2 separate regions of the Homo sapiens genome follow, and region 2 is linked to region 1. Evidence: chromatin contacts called from ENCODE Hi-C data. All regions are on one chromosome and are shown on one strand. Each heading gives the region's core, a stretch centred on a gene start or an enhancer-like site at or near the end of the contact. The rest is flanking DNA. Distances are from core to core; before and after follow the strand shown. Region 1 holds the start of DNAJA2 (DnaJ heat shock protein family (Hsp40) member A2). Region 2 overlaps N4BP1 (NEDD4 binding protein 1).

The links. Hi-C counts contacts between places; a loop is a spot of excess contacts on that map. Pooled maps may share reads with other maps.
Region 2: a loop to region 1 is called in a pooled map, with 3 times the contacts of the local background. The contact joins the enhancer-like site here to the promoter of DNAJA2 in region 1. A Hi-C loop is called at or near these places in 4 of 50 pooled maps.

Annotation. Positions count from the first base shown.
Region 1 is chr16:46,970,339-46,976,691 of GRCh38, forward strand. DNAJA2 (DnaJ heat shock protein family (Hsp40) member A2) reads right to left here and starts at 3,336. Exons shown (of 9, transcript NM_005880.4): 1 at 3,157-3,336; 2 at 1,558-1,617; 3 at 1,011-1,234. The coding sequence starts at 3,234. It overlaps DNAJA2-DT (DNAJA2 divergent transcript), which reads left to right and starts at 3,434. Exons shown (of 2, transcript NR_186372.1): 1 at 3,434-3,787. RefSeq lists silencers at 2,208-2,287, 2,638-2,707, 2,738-2,787, 2,938-3,017, 3,048-3,097 and enhancers at 3,528-3,597, 3,658-3,747.
Region 2 is chr16:48,553,653-48,560,051 of GRCh38, forward strand. It overlaps N4BP1 (NEDD4 binding protein 1), which reads right to left. Exons shown (of 7, transcript NM_153029.4): 3 at 1-17. Among named protein-coding and RNA genes, the nearest start is that of N4BP1, 53 kb to the right of the region's middle. RefSeq lists a silencer at 3,466-3,760. Within about 2 kb of position 4,803, at least 6 of the 41 ENCODE cell types and tissues checked have a DNase peak (open chromatin) inside an H3K27ac peak, as active enhancers do.

The DNA of each region.
Region 1 (6,353 bases), core at 2,086-4,585:
GTTCACACTGAGGATCAAGTAATGAGTGACTCTAACATGTACACAAAGTAGGCAGACAGTCACTCATTTTTAGTTTTTAAATAAAAGGTAACTTGGAAGATTCATATACTTCAAAGAAAATAGGCTGGGCGCAGTGGCTTATGCCTGTAATCCCAGCACTTTGGGAGGATGAGGCAGGAAGATCACTTGAGTTCAAGACCAGCTTGGCCAACATGGCGAAACCCTGTCTCTACTAAAAAATACAAAAATTAGCCGGGCATGGTGCGGGTGCCTGTAATCCCAGCTACTTGGGGGGCTGAGGCAGGAGAACTTCTTGAACCTGAGAGGAGGGGGATGCAGTGAGCCTAGATGGTGCCACTGCACTCCAACCCGGGCGACAGGGACTCCATTTCAAAAAAAAAAAAAAAAAAAAAAAAAAGGTCGGGCACAGTGGCTCACGCCTGTAATCCCAGCACTTTGGGAGGCCGAGGCAGGCAGATCACCTGAGGTTGGGAGTTCGAGACCAGCATGACCAACATGGAGAAACCCCATCTCTTCTAAAAATACAAAATTAGCCGGGTGTGTTGGCATATGCCTGTAATCCCAGCTACTTGGGAGGCTGAGGCAGGAGAATCGCTTGAACCCAGGAGGCAGAGGTTGCAGTGAGCTGAGATTGTGCCACTGCACTCCATCCTGGACAAGAGCGAAACTCGGTCTCAAAAAAAAAAAAAGAGAGAGAGAGAAAATGATCTTCACAGTTGAAATTTTAAGTCCTATAATAACAAGCAGCCTCAGAACCATATAAAACCACCTTCCTCTCATTAAAAAATATCGACTGTCCTTTTAAGAGCTACAGCGAAATAGAAACATTCAGATAATCAAATTCAATTTAGTCACCAAAAGAAGACAAGGCAAATGGAAGTTTTTCTAATGAAGGACAGAACACTCTATGAGATTTTTCATCTACTGAGTCATTATCCCACTTGACAAAAAGTACTTAATTTTTTAAAACAACAAAACAAGATATTCACTTGAGTGGATGCATCATGTCCTCTCCTCTTCTTCTGCCATTTCGACTTCTACTCTGATTGCCCATGAAGCCGAACAATCCCCCACCAAAAATGTGAGAGAAAATATCATCCATGCCACCACCTCCGCCGCTGCCTTCCCGAAGACCTTGCTCTCCGTATCTGTCATATAACTCACGCTTCTCAGGATTTGATAGTACTTCATATGCAAAACTTATTTCTTTAAACTATAAAGAAAAGGTAAAAATAAAAATAATTGCATTTTCAAGTAGAAGAGTGGGGAGAAGCTACAGGAATCCAGAATCCATTTAATTCTAAAAAAAAAAAAAAAGGGACAAGTTACCTTTGACTTGATTCTGGTTCTATTTACCACCCACCGCTCCTCAGAATGGTAGTACTCTTATTCTAAAACTAAAATACTCTTGACATTATGAAAATGTGGCTGTGTGGGCATAGTTGGATTTTTTTCCTGCAACATTCCTCTTTTTCAAGGAGGGCAATTTAAGTTAAAGCTAAAACCCCCGGAATAAAAAAGGTGCAAATAACTTACTTTGTCTCCTGCATTTGGATTCTTATCAGGATGATATTCCTTGGCTAACTTTCTGTATGCCTTTGAAAATGGATAAAAACAAAAAAGGTTATAACTAAACACCAGTTAAAAGTTTTGTAATAACTTAATATCCACTTTTCTGAGAAGTAATGTTCTAGAGTTATAACCTTTCAAAAATATTTTCTATTCGTAGGGATTCTTCGGCACTTTCTCGCGATACTGTTTACTAATGTAATATAACCAAGTAGACAGCAGCTATACTTGAAAACAGGTTACAGTGACGTGAAAACCAGATAAAACAATGAAGCAATGCCACAGGGAAAAACAAAACGTTCAAACATTATCCATATTTTCCCTATTGTCAAGTGTCTTTGATGGCCAAGTAACCAGACCAAGACGACCCTAATAAATTCGAGATAAATGACTGTTAAGCTTTGCGGACTGCAAAACATTACTATAAATCAAGCTAAAGTCACAATTCCTGCTCCCGATGGCTCACGCCTTCCTTCTAACTGTAACATCATGAAAAAGTAAAGGTGGTCCTAGTTAGCGTCTTTTGGTGTTTTATTTGCACGTGGTGGTTAACTGGGGTCGTGGTGGCAACTTCGGTGGTAGAGAAGTTGCACACACTCTCAACGAGGTGTTTGGGTCCTAAAGCACTTAAATCTTCATTCACGGAGGCTCGTGAATTATATAATACAGACTAGCATTTCCGGTAAGGTAACAGGAAGTCCACTGTACTCTTCTCACTGCCTAAGGAGCATTCTCATTTTTCTCGGCTTACAAATCTGGATGCTCTTAGCCTGGTGAGGATGCTGTGGGGCTTAAATGCCTCGTGTGCTTTGAAATCCTGAGATGAAAGATATCGCAGCATTGCAAATAGCAATAATAAGGCCTTCTATTTATGTTTACTGTACACTCAGGCGTTTGGCTGGGACCACGGCTTATTCCTAAGCAGGTACAGGACATTAGCATTACCTGCCCAAAGAACAATGCATCCAAACACAGACCCAGCTACCTCCGGGTCAATGGGCGAGGGACGCAGAGAGGGAGGAGCTCCCGCAGCCGGCGGCCGCGGAACCCAGGAAACAACCCCATCCGCCCGAGGCGCTCTGTGGGGGCGGCCTCGACCTCCCCGCCGTTCCTCCCCGCGGAGCACCAGACCCGGGGCCGACGGCCGCGGGGCGGACAGCTTCTCTCTCGGGGCCGGGATGCGCTGAGCACCTCGGTCCAACCTGTTTTTCCGGGGTGGTGACCTCGACGCGAAGGACCGGGCGAGCTGCTGCCTCCCGGGGGATACCAGCCCCCGGCGCTCGTTCAAGGAGGGAGGAAGGAAGGGCTCCCATCGTGTTTGCGCAGGAGTGAGTTTTATTTGCTGCATCTGCGGGCGGGCGGGGCCGGCGGCCCCAAGGTCAGCCGAGGCCGGAGTGCGCGGCTCGCGGCGAGGCCGGTCCCGCCGCCGCCGCCGACTCCCAGCCCGGGCCAGTCACGGCCGGCGCCGGCTCGCGGGCAGCCCAGTAGCGCGGCCTGGCTGAAGAAGACATCCCTGGCCGCGCAGGCCCCGCGCCCCTCACACCCGCCCGGCCCGCTCCCAGATACCTTCTTCAGCTCGTTCTCGCTGGCGCCGGGCGGGACGCCCAGGATGTCGTACAGCTTCGTGTCAGCCACGTTAGCCATGGCGGCCGGCCGGGCAGTGCTCGGGGAGAAGGTGGCGAAGCAGACAGAGCGGAGTCGGGCCCACAAGCGGCGTCGGCGGCGGCACAGGCCGAGGGAGACAGCGAGGGGGAAGCGGGGGCGGGGCTGAACTTTGACCCAGCGCACGGTGCGCCGTGACGTCGCTGTGCAGAGCCCGCCCCCGAGCGCCCGAGGCGCGGCCACTGGGGTCGAAGTATTGAAGAGTGGGCCAGGTTCTCTGTTTTCCTCCAGGTCCAGGCGGCTGGGCAGGGCCAACGTAGGAAATGAAGAACTGTGCACGGCGCACCCCAGGAATTCAGCTTCCTCTCAAAAGCCATGGTTGCGAGGTCGCGTGTTTAACCTCGCACTGGCTGCTGAGGGAATTAACAGGCCTGCGCAGCAGCTTCGTTAGCTTCGAAAGAAAATGGGCCCCGGCTCCCGCAGGAGGCCCGCCTGGCGCGCAGATGTCGTTATTAGAATCCGGGACGTCGGTGGACCCTCTGGGTCTGGCTCCCTCGGGGCTTACGATGAAAAAAACTGGGGGGCGCGTGTGTGTGTATGTTGTGTTTTATATTATGAGAATTCTGAAACATTTAGCAGAAGCAGTATATTACTCCCCATAGTGCAGTTAGCTACCTTTTACCTGTTTCATTGGCTCCACCATACATTTCTAGTGTTTTAAGGGAAACCGTTTCATTCATAAATACCCTAAGTGTATATATTTAATATCTAAGAGACAACTTTTAAAGGCATAACGATGTAATCTCATCTAATGAAATTAACAATTCCTTAATCTAATTCCCAGTCCATATTTAGGTTTTTCAGATGATCTCATGTCCTTTTACAATTGGTTTGTGGCATCCGGGTCCAAACCAAGGTCCACATGTTGCATCTGGACCACGTGTTTAAGCCTCTTACTTGATAGCTTTAAAATTAGCTAACACCAGAGGTTTAGATGGTGTAAGGCAAGTCTGGCCACCAGGTGACTTGATTTACATTCGTTTTAGTTTCGCTCAGAAAGTATGCTGTGCATCTACCAAGTGCTATGATGTACAGAGGCCTGGTCCGGGGAGAGGAGTGTTACAAAAGTGCCTGCCTTCAACCCATTTACGGTTTATGGAGACAGAAAAGTAAGGTTTTCTGATCCCTTGGAACCTGAACTGATAGCAAAGACTTCAGCATAAGCATCTCACTCAGGATAATGTTTCTTCCTTGGCGTTCCCTTTGACCTAGTTGTGGAGGGCCTGAATTCCATGACAAGGACTCTGAAATTTAGCTTGAAAACCCTAAGAGTAATCAGTGATAAGTCATTAATAGTCCTTAAACCCTTTTCCTCAAATCCCATCTGAAATCCTGCTCCCTCTGTGAAGTCTTCCTTTACTGGGCACTGGTGAACACTGCTATCTCATTCGAGTTCCCACCACCCTTCGTTTGTACCTTTTGTGGTAGGATCTCGAACTCTTTTGTTTTTTTTTTTTTTTTTTTTTTTTTACTTGAAACAGCGTCTCGTTATGTCGCTCAGGCTGGAGTGCAGTGGCGCCATCTCAGCTCGCTGCAACCTCCACCTCCCGGCTTCAAGTGATTCTCCCACCTCAGCCTCTCGAGTAGCTGGGATTACAGGCGCCCACCACCATGCCCGGCTAATTTTTGTATTTTTAGTAGAGGTGGAGCTTCACCATGTTGACCAGGCTGGTCTCGAACTCCTGATCTCAAATCATCCACCCACCTTGGCCTCCCAAAGTGCTGGGATTGCAGGCCTGAGCCACTGCCTCTGCCAACCGCCATTGCCGTGTAAATGCTGACGTCATCCTCATGCACGGCTGTAAAATCCAATTCTCTACTTTTCACATTTTGAGATGTTCGTAAGAGACGGTGTAAAGTTATGGCGAGGTTAGACTGTGTAGGTTGGTAGTCTGACTCTGCCATTTAGGAACAATGTGACCTTCAGCAAGTTACTTAACTTTTCTGAGGTTTCCTCAGGTGTAAGATGGGGCTTGTTATTTTTTATATCATTGGTTTAAAAGAGTTATACATTTCTATTACTTAGGGCTGGGCGCAGTGGCCTGTAATCCCAGAACTTTGGGAGGCTGAGGCGGGATCACTCCTGCCTCAAGTCCTGATCACTTGAGGTCAGGAGTTCGAGACCAGCCTGGTCAACATGGCAAGACCCCGTCTCTATTAAAAACACAAAAATTAGCTGGGGGTGGTTGCGCACGCCTGTAGTCCCAGCTACTCGGGAGGCTGAGGTGGGAGAATCCCTTGAGCCCAGGAGGTGGGGGTTGCAGTGAGCCAAGATCACACCACTGCACTCCAGCCTGGGTGACAGAGTGAGACCCTGTCTCAAAATAATAATAAATAATTAAAATTTAAAAAATTACTAAGAAGCTAAAAGAAATTAAGTATAAACTATTGTTCTTGGCCCATATGCTTACGTTGTCTTTGCTCATTTAAATTTCTGGCTTTTCTACTGGGATTCCCTGACTTCTTCCATTACCTATGGGGAATGCCCCTCCGTCCCTTTTCATGACCTCATCTTCCCAAATCTCCTTGCTTGTCAGTTATCATTTTCTCTCGTCTCATTTCTCTGTTAGTTCCTGCTCCACGTAAGAATATGAACTGAAAATCTGTCTTTGTTGCAACCTTCATATTAATTTATCTTATTTGTTTCATATTGTTTTATCTTATTTTCCTTCTGCCCATGAACAGTTTAAAAGGGCTGGAGTTTCCTATTTGTTTCAGTTTTACTCAGTTTTTTTTTTTGCAAGAGGAAAAAATTCTCTCTTGATGCCATTTTAGCTTCTGATATTGTAATGAAGAGTAGCTGGGTAAATTCCCTCTTTTGTTCTTGTTATTTTATTTTAGTTTTTTACCTGACTAGACCAGTAACCACAGTAACTATTTTTGAATTTCATTTTCATTTCTTTGCAATATTTTCTCCATTTCTGGGTATTAATTGTAGTCAGCATAATTTGCTAATTTTATAGCTCGAGTTATTTCAGAAGAACTTTGTGTGCTTAAACTGACACAGGGTCTCCTCCCAAGGATCACAGACTGAGATAAACCTGTGTCAGTGTGAGCACTGTAATGTTCCAGCCACTAACTGTTTTGAGGTAGCATATTTA
Region 2 (6,399 bases), core at 3,553-6,052, 1.6 Mb after region 1:
ACTTTTTCAGACCATGGCTAGAAATTACAAAGTAAAGAAAATAAGTAAAGTTTATTTCTGTTTAAAGCACAGTAAGTTTCACCATGAAAAGTTAACATACACATACAACAAACAGTAAGAACAAAGTTTCCTTTAATATTCTTACATTTTTGGCATTTAGTTGCACAAAGTTAGGATGGAACCCACTGTAGGGGACAGAACTCTTAATAGTGTCTTAGGATTTTTCTCACATTTTGTTAATCTAACTGGGTGTGTTGTTATGATAGAAAGCAGTGAGCTCCATGGTAATACTTGTTCCCTGTGACAGAAGAAAGGGACAAAGATGTGACATGGTCATAACCCCTGCAACCTCCGAAGATGCTGCTGTGTCCTGTCCCAGGAGGGCTCCACTCTTTTTAGGGAATGGCTATATTTACCCAGTTTACAGCTTACGAGAAACACGTTGAGGGCAAGACTCAAATGAAACTAATGGGGGGCCGTGAAAGGCTATTTTAAGAATGCAGAAAGCAGGGAAAAAAGGTAAAAAAAAAAAAAAATTAAAAGAACAGCAACAACAACAACAACAATGAACAGTAGAGAACACAGGTTAGCACACTTTTTCTGTTAAGAGCCACACAGTCTCTGTCATACCACCCAACTCTGAATGTGAAAACAGCCACAGATAACTGTAAGTGAATGTGTGCGGCTATGTTCCACATTTACAAAAACAGGTGGGCGGGCCTGATTTGGCCCATAGTTTACAATCCTTGGTATAGAGGATTAAAAAATGCCCACCCCTCCATCCATAACACATTTCAACGGAAAGGAAGAAAGTACTTAAATTTTACTCTCCAGCAGTTAATTAAACGTGGAGATAAAAAAGTGTTAAAAGTTTAAAATTCTGCAGGTGGTAATTTGTCTACTCATGGGTATTAGAAAGAAAAAAAGACTAAAATCTCAAACTGTGATGCTGTAGTTTATGAGATTAGCATAATCTATGTTCACTGCTTCAATGGTCACTTAGATTCCAGCGACAATACTCCCTGCATCTTCAGTCCTATCTTCTCTCCATGTCTAATGCTGCATGCCAAAACTGCTCTGTAGAAATACTTCACTTGAAAGTCCTGCCATGATGGGCATATGTGTCCCGAGTTAAACCCAGGCTCTCCTAATTCCAACCTACCCTGCAAATTCCAGTGAAACTAACTTTTAAATGCAGCCCAAGGCCTTTGATTCTGCTCAGGGCCTTCAAAGGCACTGTCCTACACTAATCCTGCCTGGCTTCCAGGACCCCTCCTCGTCTGACTCGTCAGAAAGGATCTGGCCAAGTGACCCTCCCACTACCATGAGACAACCCTCTTGGTTTTGGCCAGGTCTTGCTATCTCACCCCTCCCGGTCTCTGAGCCTTTCCTTATGTTGCTTTCTATATGTGTGATGCTCTTGCACCTTTCCTTGCTCCTTCTTCAAATGCCCTCAGGACTGAATGGGCTGAATTCTGGCCCGTCTTCTTCTATGAAGTTATTTCTAGACACAGGGCCTCTCTCAGCCTCCTTCCTCTTCTGAGTTCCAATCCTGTATGGTGCACGAGAATCACAGAGATAGAATGGCATTATGCCTGTTAGAAAAAGGAGTCACTAGGGAAAGAGCAGCCTGCCTGGGTTGCAGAGCCAGGGGGATGAGCTGGATCATACTCCGGCTTCCTCACGCCTGCCCTTTCCACGACCCCACAGTGGGACTGTCACCCCACCTGCATGTGCGTTCCTTGAGAGCAGGAAGAGGCTGGACACTTCACGAACATCTAATGCTCTGTGAGATTCACAAGAGCTACGCACAGACTCCTCTTTTTAAAGGCTATTTCTTTTTCAGTGAACCATAAATAAGATATTTCAGAGGCTCTTACCCCAGAAAATATATGTAAATAAACACACGCAATCTTGATAATTCAGGAGTGCTTTGTTTATCTAAAGGCATTCAAATATGGCAAGAAGGTAACAAAGTGACATTTTTAACTAGAAAAAAGACTGGGGGTGGTTCTTTAAAGGGGGCCTCTTTTAATCTTCCAAAAACAATAAATCATCCATCACTCTAATTGCTTAACAGCAGGGACATGCCCAGAGTTAACATCAACCACAGCCCTAATTTGAAAATCCACAACAGAACAACCTGCTGGTTCTTAGAAAAACCAAGAAATATGTATATTTAGTCCTCAAAAGGATAACCCTTGAGATAACTGCACTGAAAAGGTTTTTAAGGTGGCTCCCTGATTACTTTGACAGATACAAATGTGTGCTACCTACTCTCCCTCTTTTCCTTAAAGCTTCTAGTGATGGCAAGAGGAGGAACTGGATAGAGGAGGAGTACCCAGTTCAATTCCACTGGGTCACTATGTAACAAGGAAGGAAATGCAGACCGATGAATTCTGCTGCCCTGGACTCCTTACAAGTCTAGAGGGGGAACAGATGGAGGTTCTAGAAACATCAGCTCTCAACTAAATTCCAAAGTGTTATTCTCAGTAATAAGATCATATCACTTTTGATACTCTAAAAAAATCTCAGGAATGGAATTAAAATAGAGGTTCAAAATTCTGGTGGAGAACATACAAATTTACCCAAAAAATAAAACTACAATGACAAAAAATTAAGTGAAGCCAAATTATTGTCCTCAAAATAATACAGAGGGTCGATTAAGGACCCTTCTTCCTACTTCAAGTCCTATACCCTGAGCAGGCAGACATGTGCTTACTCATCACTGTCTCCTAGCCTCTCTGCAATCAAACCAGAGTAGCATGTTGACAGGTAAACCCAGACCAAAGGTCTATTTCGACCCAAAGTATATATATAATAACACCTTGCTACTTATGGGAAGGCCAAAGCTCTGGGGCTCCCAGTTCCAAATGCAGAATGAACAGTTATCAAGTCTGGGAGGCCAGGTGTCCAGGCCCTCAAGACATTTAAATGCCTGCTTCCATATAATTGGTTAAAGGTTATATCATCTGGTTGTTTGCCATATTATAGAATGCTGGCAACTAAAAGAAAGTGTCCAAAGTGGAGGAGAGATGGGTGACACACAGCTGATAAAAACTCATGGCAGCCATAGCACCAGACAGGGCAGTGTGGGGACAATGGAAAGTCCTTTCTGAGTTACCCAGGAAAAAGCGATTTCTTTTTATGGAACCCTAATATGGAAAAGACTAGTATGGAAAAAAAAATGGCTAAAATACTTAATTCTGGCAAGGGAAGGGGCAAACCCCATCTACATGGAAAACTATCACCCCATATGTCAGGGGCTCTCATGCTGAAGTTTCAGGCTGACAGAGCCCAAATGTTTCTTGGCCACTACTGTGCTGTCTAGCCATACACCACAAACAATTTCCACTTACTCATCATTTGACTCATTCATGGTGACAAGGGGGCAAGAACAAGGTATACAAAATTGGCAGCATTAAACAGGGTACTGTGGAGGTTTTCATGGTGGTATGGGCTGCAGACCTCATTCTGGATAGGCAAATGAACAAAGGCTTTACAAAAATACATCGAAGGGTGGGCCTAGGCTGCTTTAGGGTGGGGCTCACACCAACAGATCCTATTGCTTAAGGACCAAATAAGTACTTCCCCAACTACTTGGGTCAAATCAGTGAGCTTTAGTCAGCAGTGCTATGCAACCCAAGACTTAAGTATCCAATGATGCGTTGGCCTGAAAATTCCAACCTTAACTTCTGCTGGAGGAGAGAGGGTATACAGCAGCTCTGGGGAAAGACATTATGGGCCCAAATCTCTATCCATGTAACCCTGGAAAACATTTTTAAGCCACTTCATGTTGTATAAATTATAACTTTTGACTCACAATTGGTGTGAAGGTTGCATTTTTAAAAATACAGTGCCTGACACATAATAATGGGTGATTCGGCTTTAAAATCTCAAATATTTGTTGCATTAAATATATGGCCTCAGTTAAAAATCTAAACTGGCCACTGGAATAGTAACCATGAAGTTACAAATAGGTAGTAAAAAGCCACTAAAAAAATCCTAAACTGGGCATGGTAAGGCATGCCTATAGCCTCAGCTACTAGGAAAGATTGCCTGAGCCCAAAAGTTTGAGTCCAGCCTGGGCAAAATAGTGAGACTTTACCTCTTAAAAAAAGAAAAATTCTAATTTGCCTTTAATTCATCAACAAGTTTTTACTGAGCTCCTACTATGTGTCAGGGACTATGGGTATTAGAGGTAGTTCACTGAACAGAAGAAACACAAATCAGTTTCTTCATGGAATCTAGTCAAAGTTTATTCACACTTAACATTGAAGCAACTGATTTAAAATAAGGGCTGATTTTTTTCCAACTTCCAAAAAAAATTGAGGTAAAATTCACACGACTAAAATAATCAATTCAATGGCATTTACTACGTTCGCAATGCCGTGCAACCACCACTTACATCTAGTTCCAAAATGTTTGTCACTCCAAAATAAAACTCTATACCCATTACGCAGTTTCTTCCTAGAATATGGGTAAATCTTAATTACTGATATTTTCAGATCAATTTACATCAAATTAAGTACAAGTCTGTCTTCTTAAAGTAACACATTCTCTTGTAAAAGTATTGCCTTTAAACAGAGACATCTGTGAATCCAAAGAAAATGTAAATCCTCCCAAAACAATCAGTTTTCCAAAAAAAAAAAAAAAAGAAGAAATAAAAAAAGAAAGCTTGCAGCTTTCCCTTAGTGTAATAATTGGTGGTTTTCAAAAGAGATGATACTGTACTCAGGGCATTAGGAAATATGTAGGAGTGTGTTTGAGGTGTCACAACGACTGGGGAAGGATATTATAAGCAAAGTGGGAGGGACTAGATTTGCAAAACATCCTGTCACGGATAGGCAGCACCACTCTAAATTCCAACAGTGACCCTGCTGAGAAATATGCCTGTTAACTACCCCAAAAGGTTTATAAAAAGCATCAGGATCGCTGCTCATTCTACGTTAACCTTGCATTTCTTATTTGGAAAATCCTTCCACATATAGAAAAGTGAAAGAGGATGAGAATTGCTCACAATTGTGACCTAAATTTTGTGTCACGAGTTGGCTCAAGAAATCGTAACAATGAAGAACTTGTTCCGGGCTTGGGGTGTGGGTGACTGAAGTGACATTTTTGCTTAGATATCGCTATGCAGCTGCGGATCATTTGCTGGGTTTCCCCTAACAGGGCTGCCAAAAAAACCAAAGTGAAATGACAATAAACAGTATTATTTGGAAATGAAGATAAGCATATTGCATATTTTTGCTGCCTGTCTTCAAACTTTAACATCTGAAATGATGACATTTTCTTTTTGACAGCAAAACACAGCTTCGATAATTCATTCAAATAATAAAAAGCAGAAGAATCCTTATATTTTAAAAAATACATATTAAAATATTTATGACCATATATCTGAGATTTCCTTCAAAATAATAGGGGTGGAAAGAAGAAGTAAGGGCTAGGATGAAACAAGACTGATCACGAGCTGGTAATTGTTGAAGGTGGGTGATGAACCCCTGGGAATTCATTATCTTATCTTATGTATTTGAAAATCCTAATAAAAAATTTACAAAACAAAAAATTACAAATATACTATAAACATATATTTCAAAAATAACATTTATTTTTCAATCCTAATAGGTATTCTTAAAAACTCAGGGCATTTACTGATCTTTCAGAACTCCTAAAAAAGAAGTTACACAAACATTCAGCAATTCAGAAAAGTATTTTTAAGATTTGGCAACTTCTCTCTCATTCCATGTCCAGGTGTCCTGTTTCTTGAATTGCGGCTACTTAAAATGCCAGACCTTGAATATTTCTTCAAAAATCAATGGTGTTAAATTAAATTAAATTTGGCCTAAAGGTGCCTCCATACATAGTGACCTGCAACCTTAGTATGTGAACAAATGGCAACCTAAGAGTATTCTTGTAAAAAAAAATGGCTGAGTCTCAGCCAATCACAGCAGCCAAGCTTCAGCCAATCACAGGCTGCCAATTGTTCAGACCACTTCTACATAAGGCAAATGCCTCATCACAGGATGCCTGGATAAGGCAAATGCCAACCCGTAGGTAATCAAGCTGTTTCTGCAGGGCAATTCCCTTTTCTGCCTATAAATACTGCCAGCCCTCATTGCTGGGTGAAGCTCTCTGAACCTCTCCTGGTTCAGGGTGCTGCCAGATTCGTAAATCATTGTTCGTGCAGATCAACTCTGCTAAATGTAATTTGCCCTAAGTTTTTCTTTTAACAATGGGGTGACTGGTTTTGAAAACTGAAGGCAGACTTTACATAGTTGTTGAAATGATATGGTAAAGATGTCCTTAAGGACAGGTCAGAAGGCAACAGATTGCAGCAACTGAAACTCCGAACAGTTAAGTGACCTGCCCCAAATCAAACAGCTGGTCCACAGTGCAGGG